Linked DNA regions of Homo sapiens: region 1 is linked to region 2. The links are chromatin contacts, found by Hi-C or POLR2A ChIA-PET in ENCODE. All regions are on one chromosome and are shown on one strand. Each heading gives the region's core, a stretch centred on a gene start or an enhancer-like site at or near the end of the contact. The rest is flanking DNA. Distances are from core to core; before and after follow the strand shown. Region 1 overlaps DAPK2 (death associated protein kinase 2). Region 2 has its middle 11 kb from the start of MIR422A.

The links. Hi-C counts contacts between places; a loop is a spot of excess contacts on that map. ChIA-PET counts read pairs that join two places held with the same protein, here RNA polymerase II (POLR2A). Pooled maps may share reads with other maps.
Region 1: a loop to region 2 is called in a map of naive thymus-derived CD4-positive, alpha-beta T cell, with 7 times the contacts of the local background. The contact joins two enhancer-like sites. A Hi-C loop is called at or near these places in 1 of 168 maps with a recorded cell type or tissue (naive thymus-derived CD4-positive, alpha-beta T cell) and 7 of 50 pooled maps. POLR2A ChIA-PET finds 5 or more read pairs at or near these places in 9 of 52 experiments (CD4-positive, alpha-beta T cell, CD4-positive, alpha-beta memory T cell, CD8-positive, alpha-beta T cell and 6 more).

Annotation. Positions count from the first base shown.
Region 1 is chr15:64,007,400-64,013,891 of GRCh38, reverse strand. The region is part of intron 2 of DAPK2 (death associated protein kinase 2); the gene reads left to right. Among named protein-coding and RNA genes, the nearest start is that of DAPK2, 36 kb to the left of the region's middle. RefSeq lists enhancers at 2,704-2,753, 3,611-3,700 and a silencer at 4,071-4,130. Within about 2 kb of position 4,016, at least 16 of the 41 ENCODE cell types and tissues checked have a DNase peak (open chromatin) inside an H3K27ac peak, as active enhancers do; they include CD4-positive, alpha-beta T cell and CD8-positive, alpha-beta T cell, where a contact is called at or near this core.
Region 2 is chr15:63,857,234-63,863,017 of GRCh38, reverse strand. No RefSeq gene overlaps it. Among named protein-coding and RNA genes, the nearest start is that of MIR422A, 11 kb to the left of the region's middle. RefSeq lists an enhancer at 2,498-2,557. Within about 2 kb of position 2,702, at least 8 of the 41 ENCODE cell types and tissues checked have a DNase peak (open chromatin) inside an H3K27ac peak, as active enhancers do; they include CD4-positive, alpha-beta T cell and CD8-positive, alpha-beta T cell, where a contact is called at or near this core.

The DNA.
Region 1 (6,492 bases), core at 2,767-5,266, 150 kb before region 2:
GTCCTGAAGCAGGAGATTTCTATCTGCTCATAATGGCATCATGATTTATTCATGTGAGGCTGGACCACTTACAGGGACTGGTCCCATGTTTCCTCTGGCTTTGATGTGATATGAGGCCAACTGTAGTTTTCCAGAATGAATAATTTCTCAAATCCAGCTTGCTTTCTCAGTCACCGCTGCCAGGAAACCTATAACTCTGTTCACTTAATAGCACCCTCCTTCCCAGGTCTGCAATCATTTTAGAAGGAATGCATTCTTATCTGGCGCTCAGTTCCTTCTCTGGCAATGTGAGGGTTAGGCTAGATGGTATCTCAGGGCCTTTCTAGCCCTTAGGTTTTTCTACTTTTAAAGTTCTTGCCCCTTCTCCTCATGTTTTCTTAAGGTATTTGCTTCCATAGGACTGAATGCAAGGTAATCAGAGACATAGCTGTTGAAAGCTTCTCTCCTGGTTTCACTTTTCTGCCCAATTACTAAGTCTTAAAGGCACGTAGTGTAGTTTAAGCTGTTAGTTCCTGGCCTCTTAAGACTGCCCACATTCACTTAATGTCTTGTGACTTGCAGCCTCCCAGCTTAAAATCTCAGTAATGAAGAACAAGATCTTAACCCTTGTATAAAGATAATGGCAGGTTACCCCATTTCCATAATCCCATGCAGAACAAGGGAGTTAGACTGGTCTCATTTTACAGAACAACCAAAATGTTATTGTGACTGCTTTGTGCACATGCACCGTGAAATGAGTCGGCTCTTTAATGATTTGGTTGCCACCTTATGGGTTGTCTGGGGGTCTGGGGTGGCAGGGGTCTCAGGCCTCCTTTCAGGGACTAGGCTAGTAGGGACTGACATAGTTTTGCTTCTGTGAATTCTTTCTTGTCTGTTTGACATTATGATCATATCGAAGATACAATTTATATCCCATTTCCCTATTTATGTTGTAGTGTAAACATTTTACAGTCATTCCCTATATAAATATATTCATTGGCTATGCAGTGCCCCAGATAGAATGCTTAACATGATCATGTTTAACTTGTATAGTTAAGAAAGAAAATCAGTTAATAACAAAATCAAATAGTGCATTTAAAAGTTCCCTCCCACCATCCTCCTGAACCTCTCTAGTCCTATTCCTCATAAGTGATCATTAAGTTTCTTGTATATCCTTCCAGAAATTGTCAATGCATATATGAACATACATATGCATAGTCTATATTTTCAAAAAGGTAGAACAGACTATATACACAGATGGGATCAGAATGTTGTTCTGTAACTTTGTATTTTAATCTTGTGTATTTTCCCAGATCAGGTATGTGTATCTTTTTAAAAGCTGCATAGACCACCTGTTATGGATGGACCATAATTAATTTAAGCAGTACCGTCTTGATAGACATTTAGGTTGTTGCTGAAATGCGCATCTTTTTACATACATCTGCATACCTCATTTACTCATCTGCTGTCTGCCAAGTATGGTTCTAGGCACTAAGGATTTAACTGTAAACAAGACAAACTCTTGTGTCACCCTTGTACTGGTAAAATTGTCAGATAAATTCTGGAAAATGGAATTGTTAGTGCATCGATTTATCACATTTCTTGAATGCATGTGGCATATAAGCCACGTAGACTATTTTACTGAATGTTTGATAAATCAGTGGATGTTCTCCCATCCCGCAGTATGGTCACCTCTTTCCAGCCTCTCAGTGGTTAATGGGTCATGTATTGAGGCTTCAGGAAGGTTGCTGCAGCAGTGAGGGGTAGTGACAGTCAGTAATGTATGTTTGCCAGGACTTTTAAGATTCCTTATGGTACAGCTTTGCAGTGTGTTCTTGCAACTGTGTGAGGAAATCAGAGTGGCTGGTCTGCACTTTACGGAAGGAACTGACACACAGAGAGATCAAGGCTGGGGGGCTGGAAAAGACTCATTACTTTCCATGAAGGTGGCTGGTGGCCAAGCTGGGCTGAGGGCCCAAGAAGAGGGGTTTTGCTTCCTGGGACTTCTTTAAGTGGTCCTTGGAATTTCTCCCACTTAGAGTAAAGCATGTGCAAACTGGAGGAGCAGTTTTATTTTTTCACTTACTATATGGAGACAGAGTTCTCAAGGACTTGCATTTCATGAATTCAGTTAGAGCTGCATTGTCCAATGTGGTAGTCACCAACAACATCTGACTGCTTAAATTTAAATGTAATTAAAAATAAGTAAAATTGCAAATTAGTTTCTCAGTTGTACTATCCACATTTCGAGTGTTCAGTAGCCACACGTGGCTAGCAGCTACCACATTAGACAGCACAGATATAGAACATTTTCATTATCCAAGCATCAACCTGGAGTGTATAAGGCTGTAGCGTTGTTTTTCTCCTAAACACTTCCACAAACACTTGAGTGTTTTGAGTCTAGGCTCACTGCAGCTTCCGCCTCCTGGGTTTAAGCGATTCTCCTGCCTCAGCCTCCTGAGTAGCTTGGATTACAGGTGCCCGCCACCATGCCTGGCTAATTTTTGTATTTTTAGTTAGAGATGGGGTTTCATCATGTTGGCCAGGCTGGTCTGGAACTCCTGACCTCCAGTGATCCACCCACCTCGGCCTCCTAAAATGCTGGGATTACAGGTGTGAGCCACTGTGCCCAGCTTGAGATCATCTTTACTCTCTAACTTTTAGGGAAAAGAGGCTCACAGGCAAGAGGTGACTTGGTGCCAGAAGTCACGTAGTTGGGGGTGCAAAGCCACAAGCACAGCCAATCCTCCACCTGTGTTTTTTCCACTCCAACCTGAGCTGTTGATCCTGATCCTTTGCATATGGCTTTATCTGTTCCATTGTCCTGCCTTTATGCTAATCTGGAGGGTTCAGATTGGGTGCCTACCATGAGTGGGGCCCTCTGCCAAGTAGCTCTGGGTCTGTGTTGTTGCTATGTCCCCAGACAGGAGACCACAGAATGAGTCAGCCACCTCCACATGGGGTTGCTGGTGCCCTGCAGATTCTGCCCCAAGACTGACGGCTTCCCTGTGAACCCTCTTGTGATGCGGTCAGGACATGCATCAACAGTTTATAAACAAGATTACAGGAAGCTCGGCTGCTGTTCTACACACAAACCCACCCCACCCACTGACATGCAGAGCTGGGACAGGTGCTGAAGAATGAGTCCATGGGAAGCTTGTCTTCATGAATGGGATAAAACCCAAGCTGGTAGCAGACTGACCCATTGTTTTCCGAAGTGGGGATGGGTAGACAAATGAGAGACCAAAACTGCAGTAGGGGCTCAGAACAATTAAAGTGCCAACTCTGAAAATCAAGACATTAAGGCAGGCGGGTGGGGACTTTGCCTGAAGTGGTCAGCTGGGATTTGGGAGTGATGAGAAATAACTGGTTTGAGGCTGAGAGACAAATGTAGGGATCATCATCACATTGAAAAAGCCAAGAATGCGGATCCCCATGCCTATACCTATGCTGATAACTTCTTGCTCCTGAAAACTGTAGTTGGGAAAGTTGGCAGAGGACACTAAGCAGTCAATACTGTTGTTATATTATTACTATTGTTATTGAGAGTAGTAGTAAACAGAAAGACATAAGTTAAAAATGATATTTATAGGCCGTCTTTAGAGATAGAAGAAACTGAACCTTCTGGCATACCAGGATATTCCTGTTGCGTGAGAACTCGTGGTTCTCAAACTTTGGTGGGCATTAGAATCCTCAGAGGGCTTATCAAACCACAGATGCTGGGCCCCACCCCCAGAGTTCCTGACTCTGTGGGTCTGAGCTTAGGGCCTGATAATTTGCATTTCTGACAGGTTCCCAGATGATCCTGATCTTACTGGTCTCGGGTCACACTTTGAGAAACACTGGTTTATACCATCAGGTGCTACAGAGAACTCAGTTTGTTTCAGTGGCATAGGTTTACAATTCTAAGGCCCTTTGACAAACCCTCTTACCCACAGCCCAACTGTGCTGGCTGCCTAGAACAAGCCTTTGTGCCACTGGAAACTGCTTTTGTCGTTACTCATCATGACTGTGTTTCAGATTTTTAGTGCTAACCACCTCGAAGTCTTGAGCTGCTGTAAGGTGCCTCTCTTACAGTGGGTGTGGTGGGTCACACAGATGAAGTGTAAGACATTGCCCTGCCCTTAACAGATTAACCTAATTTAGGGGCGGGGGGAAAGGCAAACACAGTAAAGAAATGAGCATAAAGAGACAATTAAGTGTACTGAACTTTAGGAGCTAACATATTCCAAGGTGAGGATTCCTGGGGGGTGGCATGGTCAGGGAAGACTTCCAGGAGGAGCTGGAACTTGAACTTAAAACAGGAGTAGCATTTGGGTAGGCAGACGACCTCCTAGTTTAGGCAAATAGGGCTAGCAGAAACCCAGAGGTGGAAATGAGTGTGTTGGGGTGTGTCTGCTGGGAAGCAGAGTACATTTGGGCAAGTAGAATGAGGCTAGGTGGTGAAAGGCCCCTGGGGCCTGGCCAAGGAGCTCAGGCTTGATGGGAAGGAGAAAATAATCTTGAGCAGAGAACATGATGATGTCTGCGTTGTAGGACAATATACTGGGGAATGTGGGGTGTGGATTGGGTGTGTGGGTGGAGGGCTGAAGACAGCAACACTGATCAGGAAGCTGTACTAAGTGTTGGTCTGTAAAAGTCTAGCTCAGGAGGATGGCAGGTAATGAAGAGATACTAGCCCAAGTCCATTCAGAAAACATGCACTGCAGATCTACTGTGTATCCACTGTAGTTGGTGCCTGGGGGTACAAGGCTGGACAATTACAGTCTACTAAGGGAGAATAATATATAGAGAATTTCAGTAAAATGGGCTGAATCCCATGATGGAGGTATGCACAGGAGGTGAAAATAGAGGAGGGCCTCATGTCCAGGACACCTTGAGGGAAGGATCAGCTGTGACAATAAATTCTGGCCAACTTTCCTATGCCTCCTTTAAACAAAGAGGTCTTATGTTTGCAGACTGAAAAGGGGATCCTACCCTTTCCTCCCCTGTCATCTGTAAGGCCCTTGGTGATGCTGCAGCTCTGTGGCCTGTCCCTCAAGTACACCCTTGATTGGATGACAGCAGTGCACTGCTCTGTTGGTTAGGGATGTCTATGCAGGTGTTTCTTCTCATTTTCTTACTTTTAAAACACAGGAAATTTTAAAAGGAAAAGTTTCACTCAACTATTTGTTATCCTCATGCACTTTTGCATCTGTGTTCTCTAATACAAAAATTGAATCAAACCATACATATCATTTGTGCATGTTCACTTATTATTTTATAAACATGTCCCTTATGATGTTCATACTTGCTATTTTAATGTTTATATAATTGTCTATTGCATCCAGAACATCTGATTGCCAAAGCTGTTCCTTAGTGGAGAATGCTTAGCTTGTTTCCAGCTTTTTCTTGTCTATGAAACTATGTTCTTTCATTTGAAGTCTCTCTAGAGGCCAAATTCCCAGAATACAATGCACCTGGACTCAGATAATCTGACTTTAAGTTCTAGATCTGTGGCAAATTGGCTCTGTGACTGTAACTCTGTGAGTCTCAACTTCCTGATCTCTATAATGGGGAGAGCACTGACTGTGCAGGGTGTTGAGATACTGTCTGAGGCCAATATATGAAAAGTGCTTCATAAAGAACCTGCATATAGGGTAGAGTTGATATCACCTGGTGAAAGCATGTGAGTATTTTTATGGTTCTTTTTTAAAAAAACAGATATAATTTATATACAATTCACCCATTTATAGTGTCCTAAAGCCATTAGTACATTCGCATATAGTGTATTAAAGCCATTAAATGGCTTTAATGTATTCAGAGTTGTGTGACCATCATCATCATCAATTTTAGAACATTTCATTACCAAAAAACCCCCTTACCCATTAGCAGTCACTCTCTGCTTCTCCCAAACCCACTAGCCCTAGGCAACCACTAATCTTCCTTCTGTCTGTGGATTTGCCTGTTCTAGACATTTTGTAAAAGTGCAATCATACAACATGCGGTCCTTTGTGACTGGCTTCTTTCACTTAGCATAGTATTTTCAAGGTCCATCCATGATATAGCATGGATCAGTACTTTTTTCCTTTTAATTGCCAAATAATATCCAGTTGTATGGCTACACCACCTTTTGTTCATCTATTCACTAGATGATGAACATTTGGACTGTATCGTCTTGACATTTAGTGCTAAATGGCACACAGCAAACATAGTTGTATGCTCCAAGCTATTTGATGTGCCAAAAAAGTCGGACTCTCAGTCCCTTATGCAGAATTTTATAGTTAAACAAACTGCAGGCATCAGGTAACTGTTAGGAGAAGCATCACAGAGCTATCCAAGGGGATTTTGGGAAACTCCTGTGCAGAGTAAGCCTGTCCCCCTCCAGGAGGGGACCTGTGCCTGCCTTCCCAGCATTGACTTTCTCTGAGGCTGGGAGATCAGGAGGCAGGAGAGGTTTCCTACTGGCTCTTGGAGGATGGAGAGCTCTGGCTGGAGCTAAGATGAAATGTGAGCAGGGGACAGATTGCCATG
Region 2 (5,784 bases), core at 1,453-3,952:
CCTTCCCTTTCCCTTTGCTCCTCCCATTCACTGTAGAGTCCATTCAGGGTGCATGACCTGGGTGTTGCTACCAGCAGAGGTGAGAGAAAGAGAAAAATGGGAGAAAGACAGAGCTGCCAGGGAGACTCAGCCCCCTTCTCTCCTGGGATCCTTCTTTCTCACCATCCTGAGTCTGCACCCTGATCTACCTGTGGCCACCACTGAGGGTCTCCTAGGGGCTTGGCAGATGGGGACACTAGGCTGCCAGCAAGGGGCAGAGGCCTTTGTCAGAGTAAGCAGGAGAGAGAGACAGAGAGAGAGAGAGAGAGAGACCTAGTGTCCTTTCTTCCCTGAAGTAAAAGACTCCTGGCTTCACATGCCTTCCTGGCCTTGGGCCTTGGTAACTTAGAGCCTGAGGGTGAGCCTGGAGTGATGGGGACTAGAGGCACAGGGGTTTCCTGGGGGTAGGACATAGAGGGAATCAGCCTGCAGGGAGGTCAAAATGCTTTGAACTCGGGCTGCAGGAACCTTTGAGAAGTGCTCAGAACTCAGATTCTAAGGACACCCTAGCGAAGTGACTGAACTGAGGCTGTGGGACCTTTCTGGGAAATGTGCGAAATTTAGGCTGCAGGGGCTCACTGAATTCAGGCAGGGGGTTCTTAGGAAATGTACTGACTCTAACTGTGAGGCTGTCTGGGGAGGCTGATAAACTCAGGTCCAACAGGACATTCTTGAGGACTGCATTGAACTCAAGTTGTAGGGGCTTCTTGGAGAGACCCATGAACTGAGTTTATGGACCCTTTTTGGGGAGGTCACTGAACTTTCACTGCATGCCTGGAACTTTGCTTGCAGACTCAAAGTCCATGTGGCTGTCCTCTGCTACACAAACTCAGAGGTACAAGACATACAGACAGACATGGACTGCAGTTACCCAAGGATCATTCACAGTCTCTCCTCTCTCCTTGCTACACACACACATACACACACACACACATACACACACCCTGTCTCTTCAGTCCCCTCTCCTGGTTCTTCCATAATTTCCTAACCTCTGAACACAGGAATGTTCAGAGTTCAGTCCACAAACCTCCCCATTTGTTTATACTCACTTTTTTTTTTTTTTTTTGAGATAGGGTCTTGCTCTGCCACCCAGGCTAGAGCGCAGTGGCCCAATCTCGGCTCCCTGCAATCTCTGCCTCCCAGGTTCAAGCGATTCTCATGCCTCAGCCTCCCAAGTAGCTGGGACTACAGGCACATACCACCATGCCCAGTTAATTTTTGTATTTTTAGTAGAGACTGGGTTTAACCATGTTGCCCAGGCTGGTCTTGAACTCTTGACCTCAAGCGATCCCAGCAATGTCTATCTGGGCACTCTTCACTCCTTTACCCAGCTTTGTATTTTCTCTGTAGCTCTTATCACAGTCTGATATACTGTAGATTTATTTGTTATTTGTTCATTGTCCGTCTCTTCCCACTTAAATATAAACTCCATTAAGGCAAAGACTTTGTCTTGTTCACTGCTGTATCCCTCCAATTACAACAGTGCTTGAAAAATAGCAGTGCTCAATAGATATTTGTCGAATGAATGAATGAATGCTGGGAACCAAGTGAATATTTGTTGAATTGAGGGGTACTGGACCCCACTTTTTGTTTTTCTTTGAGACAGTCTCACTCTGTGCCCAGGCTGGAGTGCAGTGGTGCAATCTTGGCTCACTGCAACCTCTGCCTCCCAGGTTCAAGCAATTCTCCTGCCTCAGCCTCCCAAGCAGCTGGGACTATAGGCACAAGCCACTAATTTTTGTATTTTTAGTAGAGACAGGGTTTTACCATGTTGGCCAGGCTGGTCTCAAACTCTTGACCCCAGGTGATCCACCTGTCTCAGCCTCCCAGAGTGCTGGGTTCACAGGCATAAGCCACTGCACCTGGCCTGGACCCTACTCTTGATCTTTGTGGATCACACAGACCTGTATCTTCCTTTTCAGAGATTCTTTAAAAAAAAGAGAGAGAGAGATTTTTTCTAAATCAGTTACCAAGGCTGTTAAATGGGAAAATGAATAGCTAGTCTAAAGGAGGAAATTTAGCACTTGTAGAACAGCAAGGGGGTGCTTGAAGCATGACAGCTGAAGGTAACATATATAGGTAATGTAATACAGGTAACATAGCCTACATGAGTAATGTCTAGTCTGAAAACGAATACTACTTTGAGTATTTAAAACAGAAAGATGTTAATAGACATCACACAAGCAATGGAAGAATCAAGAAAGCACTGGAGAGTATGACACAACTCAGATCAGCAGCAGCAGGAAACCATTTCTACTCCTAGGCCAGAGAGTGAGGAGGAAGGTTTTCAGGGCACAGGGACCAGGGACATCAACAGATACTTTCTTGTAATTCTGACAGCTGCTATAAGGAGAGGAGTCTGGGGCATCTGGCCGCGTTTCCAAATCTGCTCGGCCCTTTTCTTCCAAGGATGATCTGGTTCTGCTCTTTGATCCAGGGCACTGCTTTAAAGAGCCTGTTTGTTTGTGGCAGGCACCAGACTAGTATTGTCACTGGTTCATGGACTCTGAAAGCACCTAGAAGATCCACTGTTCCTGTGGCAGTGGATGATGGCAGCTGGTACACCCTGGGTGCAGCTGGTGTCTTTGATTTAGTACAAGCACCTTTCAAAGATTTCATTACACTTGAAAGCCTCACCTCCGGAAGGCAGTGGGTGGGGGAGCAGCTGTTCAGCCTCTGTAGAGATAGGACCAATGGGTGCATTTCTGAGGAAGTAGACTTCAACTAAGGAAGAAGTTTTTAACACAGCTGCCAGCAATGGCCTTGGCTCTCTTGTGAAGAAGTGAGCTTTCTGCTCCAGAAGGTATTCTAGCAGTCTGTCAAAAATCTTGCAGTGAGGAAAGCCTACAGTGGCCTACAAAAGCCTGCTAAATGCCTTCTCCATTGCTTCTAACTTTGCCCAACTCTGAATTCTGTGGGTGAACAACTAGCTCCTTTCATTCTGGCCCTCTATTCTTTCTTTTTTCTTTTTCTTTTCTTTTTTTTTTTTTTTTTTTTGAGACGTATCACTGGTGTCGCCCAGGCTAGAGTGCAGTGGGGCCATCTTAGCTCACTGCAACCTCTACTTCCTGGGTTCAAGTGATTCTCCTGCCTCAGCCTCCTGAGTAGCTGGGATTACAGGCATGCACCATGACACCTGGCTAGTTCTTTTGGTATTTTTAGTAGAGACAGGGTTTCACCATGTTGGCCAGGCTGGTCTCGAACTCCTGACCTCAAGTGATCTGCCCGCCTCAGCCTCCCAAAGTGTTGAGATTACAGGCATGAGCTACCATGCCCAGCCTGGCCCTCTATTCTTGACACATCCTTCTGCAGACCAACCCCATGTCTGCAAGTTTCATAACCCCAGTGAGAGAGCATCTGAGGGCAGGGTAGGCATGTGCCACTCAGTAGGCCTTCCCTCCTGTCTCACTTCTCACTCCCATGGCCAACTCATAGCCTGGCTTTTGGTTGAGGAAACTGGCACTTGGTGAGTATAGTAGATCGAATAACAGCCCCTCAAAGATGTCCACATCTTAATTCCTGAACCTATGTTAATTTACATGGCAAAAAGAGGTCTTGCAGATGTGATTAAATTAGAAATCATGGGATGGGGAGATGATCCCAGATTAGCCAGGTGAGCCCAATGCAATCACTAGAGTCCTTATAAAAGAAAGGCAGGGCAGAGAAGAAGACAGAAGCAGGGGTTGGAGTGATGTTCTTTGTAAAAATGGAGGAAGCAGCCATGAGCCAAAGAATGCAGATGACATCAGAAGCTGGAAAAGGCAAGGGAATGGATCTCCCCTAGGGCCTCCAGAAAGAATGCAGCCCTGCTAACACCTTGCTTTTAGCCCCATAAGACCCATTTTTTTTTCAGGCTTCTGACCTCCAGAACTGCAAGATAATAAACTTGTATTGTTTTAAGCTACTACATTCGTCATAATTCATTTTCAAAACAGGAAACTAATATAGAGGACTTACGATCCATTCCCATGACAACCAACACAACAGCCTGGTAGCTGACCAAATAAAAAGGCCAGGCATGGTGGCTCACACGTGTAATCTCAGCACTCTGGGAGGCCCAGGAGGGTGGGTCACTTGAGGTCAGGAGTTCAAGACCAGCCTGGCCAACATGGTGAAACCCCATCTCTACTAAAAATACAAAATCAACCGGGCATGGTGGCAGGCATCTGTAGTCCCAGCTACTCAGGAGGCTGAGGCACGAGAATCACCTGAACCCATGAGGCAGAGGTTGCGGTGAGTCAAGATTGTACCACTGCACTCCAGCCTGGGCAACAGAGCAAGACTCTGTCTCAAAAAAACAAACAAAAAACATTTTCCATAGGAAGGAAGCAAACATGGTAGTTAAAAGCATGGGTCTTGCAGGCAAACAGACCTGATTCAAATCCAAGCTCTGCTAGGTTGCGTGATAGCTCAGAGCTTCATTGTCTCATCTGTAAAATGGGAGTGTTACGGCCACCTTGCCCAAGGTGGTTGTGAAGATGAAATAAAATAATGCAGTTAAAGCACTCAGCATAGGTCCTAGAACACAGGAAAGTCTCAGTAAATAGTAGTGGTAGCTATTATTACTCCTACCACCATCTCCATCATTGCTACTACTGTTACTACCAATACTACTGCAGTTGCTGCTGCTACTGCTACTATTACTGCTGCAGCTATTGCTAATATTACTATTGCTATTTACCACAACAATATCTATGCCTGGGGCCAGACACAGTGAATCACTCCTGTAATCTCAGAACTTTGGGAGGCTGAGGCAGGAGGATCGCTTGAGCACAAGAATTGGAGACCCACCTAGGCAACACAGCAAGACCCCATCTCTACAAAAAAATAAAAATGAAAAAATTAGTCAGGCATAGTAGCACATATCTGTAGTCCTAGCTACTTGAGAAGCTGAGGTGGGAGGATTGCTTGAGCCCAGGAGTTTGAGGTTGCTGTGAGCTATGATTGTGCCACTGCACTCCAGCCTGGGCGACAGAGGGAGACCCTGTCTCTAAACAAAACAAATCTATGCCTGAAGAGCAGGGGCGATGTCACAAAAAGGATGAATAGAGACGGCAGCAACAATAAGGGAGGATGTGCTTAGAAGGGGTCAAAGTCTGGAGGTCACAACTTCACACTGCTAGTTGGGATTGAATTTTGAGTCTGAAGCCTGGTCTGAGGGCTCTTGAGGCTGAGGAGGTTAACATCTGCATCCACCCACTCAACATTTCTGCTGGAGTGTCTGTGTCTGGGGTGCAGCCTCCTGGCTAAGAGACCCTGGCTCAGGATCACCAACCAAGGCCTTCCATCTGTGCTTCCGTCTGGCCCAGTGCCCTTAGGCCAGGCCTGGAATTATGGGATGCTGTGGAAATGCAGACACATGACATAGCCCAGAATTCAAGGTGCTGACCTTTTGATCTTAGAGACAAACCAGGATCCTGAACCCAGTTACACATACATGTCCTCATTGTATTTCCCAGTTGAGAAGGCGAATCAGACAGCAAAAGAATGTGTGGACAAGATACAAACGCCTCTTCATTATTTCTGTGTTTCTTTTCCAAGGCCTCACTGTTGTTTAGGGGCCTACCCTGCTGCTTTTCTTTGAATGTACAGAAAGGCACCAGGTTGCTTTTCCCTAAGACTCTGGGTTTTGATGAGTAACACACTAAGACAATATGCTGCAGATATTTTTAGCAGCAACACCACCTAATATGTTGTTAAGAATTCTCCTCTGGAGTCAGATAGCATCTGGCCTCACATCCTGGT